Regions from separate parts of the Mus musculus genome. Here region 1 is linked to region 2. A link is a loop called in an ENCODE intact Hi-C map of the cell type or tissue named here. Cell type or tissue: left cerebral cortex. All regions are shown on one strand. Links, peaks and the distances in the headings refer to the core of each region. The heading gives the core; the rest is flanking DNA. Region 1 holds the start of Gm33867 (a long non-coding RNA gene). Region 2 has its middle 2.7 kb from the start of Lmo4.

The links. Hi-C counts contacts between places; a loop is a spot of excess contacts. Peaks named below come from ENCODE experiments on the same cell type or tissue, not always from the same donor. Only the 100,000 strongest peaks of a DNase experiment are listed, where the experiment ranks them.
Region 1: a loop joins it to region 2, with 2.1 times the contacts of the local background. A loop is called at or near these places in 5 of 42 quality-filtered maps.

The regions. Positions count from the first base shown.
Region 1 is chr3:143,741,972-143,744,775 of GRCm38, forward strand. It overlaps Gm33867 (a long non-coding RNA gene), which reads left to right and starts at 1,307. Exons shown (of 4, transcript XR_867684.2): 1 at 1,307-1,516. In left cerebral cortex, for the core only: a CTCF peak has its summit at 1,019 (motif pointing right); DNase peaks (open chromatin) are centred at 1,062 and 1,871; H3K27ac peaks cover 304 bases.
Region 2 is chr3:144,206,583-144,209,386 of GRCm38, forward strand. No RefSeq gene overlaps it. Among named protein-coding and RNA genes, the nearest start is that of Lmo4, 2.7 kb to the left of the region's middle. In left cerebral cortex, for the core only: a CTCF peak has its summit at 1,175; a DNase peak (open chromatin) is centred at 1,182.

The DNA of each region.
Region 1 (2,804 bases), core at 45-2,544, 460 kb before region 2:
ATGCTGGAGTGCACAGACCATCACTGGTAAGCAGTCTGTTTTCAAAGCTTCTCTCACAATTTTGAGTCAGACTGTCGGACAGGTGGGAGAGAACTTCAATGTCCTTCAAATAACGTCCAATCATTTCATAGCGGGCATGCAGAGAGTCAGAACAGCCATGGACAGTGGAGCAACTGAGAGTCCATGAGCAGCTTCCCAGTAAAATGAGAAGAAATCAGTTCTTCCTCCTGAGTATAGAATTTTCCCTGCCTCTACTCTGCTTTTCTTCCAATGAGCTGCTAGCACTATCCGATGTGTCCTGGGAGAGCTACTGTAACACAATCTGAACCCCCCTGAGTTCAGAAGGTCTAGACGTGATTCCTAGACTGCCCATTTATTGGTTGTATGGTATTAGAAAAAAGTTGCTTGTTTTATCTGAGCCTCAAATTTCCTATCAACAAAGTGGAGGAAATGTTAGTAATTAATCACATGGTTTATGGAAAGTTAAGGCACTTTGCTTCATGCTAGACCTTGGTCGAAAGAACACAGTGCTGTTAGCTAATGCTGTTCTGATTTCTACAAAATGTAAGCCTTTTAAGGTAAGGAGCTGTGCTGGTTTGCTTGGAACCTCCCTTAGAACTTCTCTGGGCATACATTTGTGTGCACAATTATTCAGTGAGTGACTGATTTGAGCATCTGTGCAGATCAAATGCTACCGGCACCTGGATGTAGACTCCTCCCTGTTTTGTGCCCTCTGTTCATTGCTTCTCTGTCTTTGTGGCTCTTTTCCTCCCTTAACTCTTATCCTTCTCAGCTCCAACAGTCACAACAGTCTCCAAGATGGATGAGAAAAATAAGATATAAAAAGAAATCTCTTAAAAAAAAAGTTTAATAAGGCAAATCAGTCACGGAACAGAAGTGAAAGTTAACGTCATGGCTGTAGTGGTATGCCCATGCTATCATCTGTAATCTCTAGCCATAGTTCACAGTGAGTGACCCCCTCCATGTGCGAGGACAGTGCTGGATCACCCTGTAGATGGAGCTAACTGCTGCTGTCCCCTGGATCAGCACAGTTGCCCTGTGTGCAGCCGTCCTCCCAAAGTCTGGCAGCGCCATCAGGAAGGTCAATCTGCCCGAATCTGACTCTTTGAGTAAAGAACTTTATACTCTATCACAGTGGCTGCCATTGAGTGTAGAAATCAGTTAGGTTACTGTCACAACCTGCTGCAGGATGACCAGCAATGGCTCAGAGGAGGAGGTGGTGGCCACTCAGTAAAATTGAAACGAGAGGGAACTGGACTAGCTTCTCCTTCCGGTTTAAGAAACCCGAGTCCCATCTACATGCTTGTTTTTATCCCCTGCCCCCCGCAAAAAAAAAAAAAAAAATTGCTTCCACAGCGAAGCTGAGCCACCCTGCTCGGCTTCATTCCTTAAACTAAGTTATTACAGCTAATACTGTGGTTAATGGTTTCTGGAAAGATGCCGTCTATCAGCACTGGAGTGTACACATTTTGGCCCAAACGTTGAGAAATCGCAGGTATGTGAGGTAAAGCCTGGGTGTGCCCGCCTGGAGAAAACGGCTCATTAGGATTAATCTTTTACAGACTGACTAACATGGGGGGAGGGGCGGGGGGCGAGGAGGGGGCTCGCCTCGCTAACTCCTGAGCCTTCCTCCCAAGCTTTCAAACAGGTTCTGCTGAAATGCAGCTGGTCAGTCTTGAAGCAATTCCTCACACATATGGAACTGAAATGTCTTGATTTTTTCTTTTTCACTTTTGTATACTACCGCAATTTCTTGAAAATCAAATGGCAGAACCTAAACAGAGGACTTTTCCATTGCCAAAAACGCATGCCTGCTCGGGGAGAGTGTGTGGGGATTCATCCAGCATGCTTCGAGAGCTTCCAGTGTAGCCTGGGAGAACTCCGTTTTACCTTCTGTTCTGATTCCTGAGTTCTGCCAGACTTTTGTTTGGGAAGAATCTTTATGCAGCCTCGCATTTGCTGTGTCGTAGCAGAGCAAGCTTTCTACACTGGATCCTACTTTTAATTTGGGTGAAAGGACCATCCTTAGCTTTTTGGTAGGAGAGACCAAAAGAACTCAAGGCAGGTAGCAGTCAGTTTAGGGTACAAGACATTCTTATGGGAACGTTGTTTTTTGTTTTTGTTTTTGTTTTTGTTTTTTTTTCCGTCAAAATTCTTACAAAACAATATGAGTTTTCTGTCTAAGTGCCACAGTCAGCTAATAGAAGTAAATTCTCTCCCAGGGTAATGCAATTGTTAGTCCTCCTAAGCAAAAAGAGGCAAGGAGACTGGCGCTTCATCAATAAGAGCATACAGGCCCAAATACCTACACAAAGAAATACTCAGTATAATTTATGGCATCTCATCATGTTGAACTGCATTCCCAGTAATTCGCTCTGGCAGTTTTTACTCTCAAAATGGAAATCTTGGTATTTTTATATTTTTTGCCTTCATAAAATAAGATGAGTTTGTGTTCAACTGTCGTCCATATACTTGATAATTTGTCTGACTGGGTAAGGTTATTAGCAATTTAAGAAGTAAACCCACTTGGATTTTCTGAGTGTTAACAGAAACAGGAGATGGCTGTGGTGATCTCTTAGAAGTAACGATGTAACACACAAAAGGAAGACATAAGTAACAAGATTTTCCATAGGCCAATAACACCAGGGAAATTCAAACTCAAACTCCCTCGATTAATTTCCAGGGATTAAGTGGTTTGCATTGAAGTCAATGAAAGTTACATTTTTACAGCACTGTGAGGTCAATTCAATTCAGAAAAGCAGACAGAGCTGCACATTGGCATT
Region 2 (2,804 bases), core at 13-2,512:
AGTTGAAGAAAAATCAGGCAAAAAATCTACAGTCCTAGCAGCTGTGTGCAGAATTTTGGTTCTTTAAACTGCCAAAATTAGGGCAAAGGAATAAATATTGCCTATGAAACCAGGAAGAGGGTGGTTTTAATACCAGTTAAAAATACTCATTTCTGGATTCTAGCTCCTTGAGTTCCTAACATGCTACAGTTAAAAATTATTTTTATGGATTTGTATTTAACGTTGTGTTCTTATGATCATTCACCTTAAAAGCTTTTTTATTAAAAAAAAATCAACGTGATAATAATTGGAATGTCCTATACAGACAACAGCTGCAGAAGGTCATGATGAAAACAGACCAATTTAGGAAAGAGGTTTTTTTATTATTATTATTATTTTGTCCTAACAAAAAACCCAAAGCAAAGCAAAACAATAACCTCAAAGGAGGAGAGGACACTTTAAGATATAAGACATTGTAATATCTGGGTTCATCTCTGACTCATTACAATTTAAATCAATCAAAACTAGGCAATCAGGGATTTTTTGCTTTTAAGACCAGATGCAGAAGTAGATATACTTCTGCTTCCCCTCTGAGATTTCGGGCCTGCACAAGATCTTCATGGCTACTGTTGTATTAAAATACATCATATGGGAAGATTTCCATACCTGTACAAGCCCCTTATTGTACATAAAAAAAAAAGGTCTTTATTTTCTTTTCCTTTAAAATGATTTAAAAAAAAACAAAAACAAAAACCAGCACACATATCATACAGAATCATGGTGAGTTGTGGTATTTCCTAAAGTATGAACATGAAAATGAATATGTAATTCTAAAATGAAATGTTGTAAATTAAGGGGGAATGTGCTCAGGTATCACTAAATGACTCTCTAAGGGTCTGGGTGGTCTTTGTGGAGGGAAGGAAAGGGGAAGGGTCGGAAAGATGGGACTTTGAACTTTTGTCTCCAGGCTACCCCGGGGCCTAAACTTTTAGAGGTGGTTTTAGTGTTTTGATTCGGATTGTGTGTGAAGTCTGCACACACACTCCAGTAAAGTGGAATGGGCGGGGATATATTACCAGAAATCTTGCTTCACTGTGGTTACAGAAGCTCAAAGGTTGTAGAGGCTAACATCTTTGAGGAGTAGGAAGGGAATGCAGTCACTGTAATCAAAATTCAGGTGTACTTTAACCACAGCGCCACCTCTGGGTAGTCTTTATTTCTGCATCCTTTACTCTCCAAACATCCCTGTCTCTTCCAGGTAGCAGCAAGATTCCCCTCTGTATTCTCAAAAGCGCCTGGACTGAGAGAAAAACCAATGCCAGTCTGATTTCAGTGATCCTAAACACTCAAAAATGCTATACAAGTCCCTGCTGGAGAAGGGTACATATAATACAAGTGTTCAGACCATTATAAAAATAGCTCCAAGAAATCATTGTAATGTAAAGTAAAATTAACTCATTCCGAATACTGTTGCATTGTGTCTGTTGGCCTGGGAAGACCTGCTGATGTCACCATTCAGCCAGTTATCTAAAATGAGACATACAACTCCGGTACTTTTTTTTTTTTTTAAAGAAACACAACCCGTTTCAGGGGCTTTATTCAACATAGGAGCCGAATGGATCCCAGATAAAGCCTTTGCTTTCCCTACTTGCCCTGAAATTATTTTTCTGTACTTCATCTTCTCAACTAAGGTCTTACTCCTGGACTTTATAGGCAGGAGTTGAAGATAAGCATCTAGCTCTTTGATGAGGAAAAGGAGAAGAGATTGTGCCCTTAGAAGGCCAGTGCAAAGCTGGTTTCTGATTGGAGGCTGTTTAGAAAGGACATTTTACAAGGATGATTGTCCATTACTCTGCCATCAGAGAGATCCTTAGAACTCCAAAGGTCCAGTAGAGTTGCCATAGTGAGGGAACTAAACACTAAGGTAGACTAGCTGGTGGGTTGCGTTTCTCTAGGCTGGGTGTGCGGCACACAGTGCAGTAACTAGGACCCAGGAACGCTGAAGCTTGTAAGAATAGGAGTTAAAACTGAACAGGTTTTGATACTGCTCATCCGTGCCTATTATCCCAGACACTTGGGAGTCTGAGGAAGGAAGACCGCTTGACCTGGGAAATTTGTAGCCACCAAGACCCTCAAAAGGGGAAAGAAGAGGAATGAAAACAGGAAGAAGGGAAAAGCAAGGCGGGAACTAGGGAATATAACTCAGTTGGTCGAGCGTTGGTACCGCAGGTATGATCCGGAGTCTCGTACCGGGTGTGGTAGCGCACGCCTGCGGTCCTGCGGCTCAGAAGGAGCTCATGGGAGAATCAGAAACTCCGGGTCATCCTCGGCTGTGTAGAAAAGTCCAAGACAGCTTAAGCCACATGAGATTTTTGTCTCAAAAACGAACTGTTTTGAAAGAAAGAGAAGGAAAGGGAGGGGTGAGAAAGAACTGTTTCACGTGATAAAAGAAGCAGTTGCTTTATTCCAGCATTTAAAAAAAAAAAAAAAAAACTCTCAGTGATTATATGTGGTAACTATCCCACCGAATTATTTAATTATTTATGCTACTTAGTTTTAGATAGAAAGACCTAGCCTAACGTGTATCTTATGAGGAAATTAAAACCATAGTGAAGAAATTGATTTTTATTGAAATGAAACAGAACATGGCTGAAGAAAACACGAGAGTGGCCATGTTGAAACAGCACTGAGACTGTTGTAATTGCACACATAATTGAAGATAGAAGTTGCTTTTAATTTTTCTGTTTTGTCAGGACATTGTGAAGCTCGTAGCAGTGACAGGGAAGGTGGGAAAGGTGATGGGGAAAAAGGGGCAGGCATGGGTT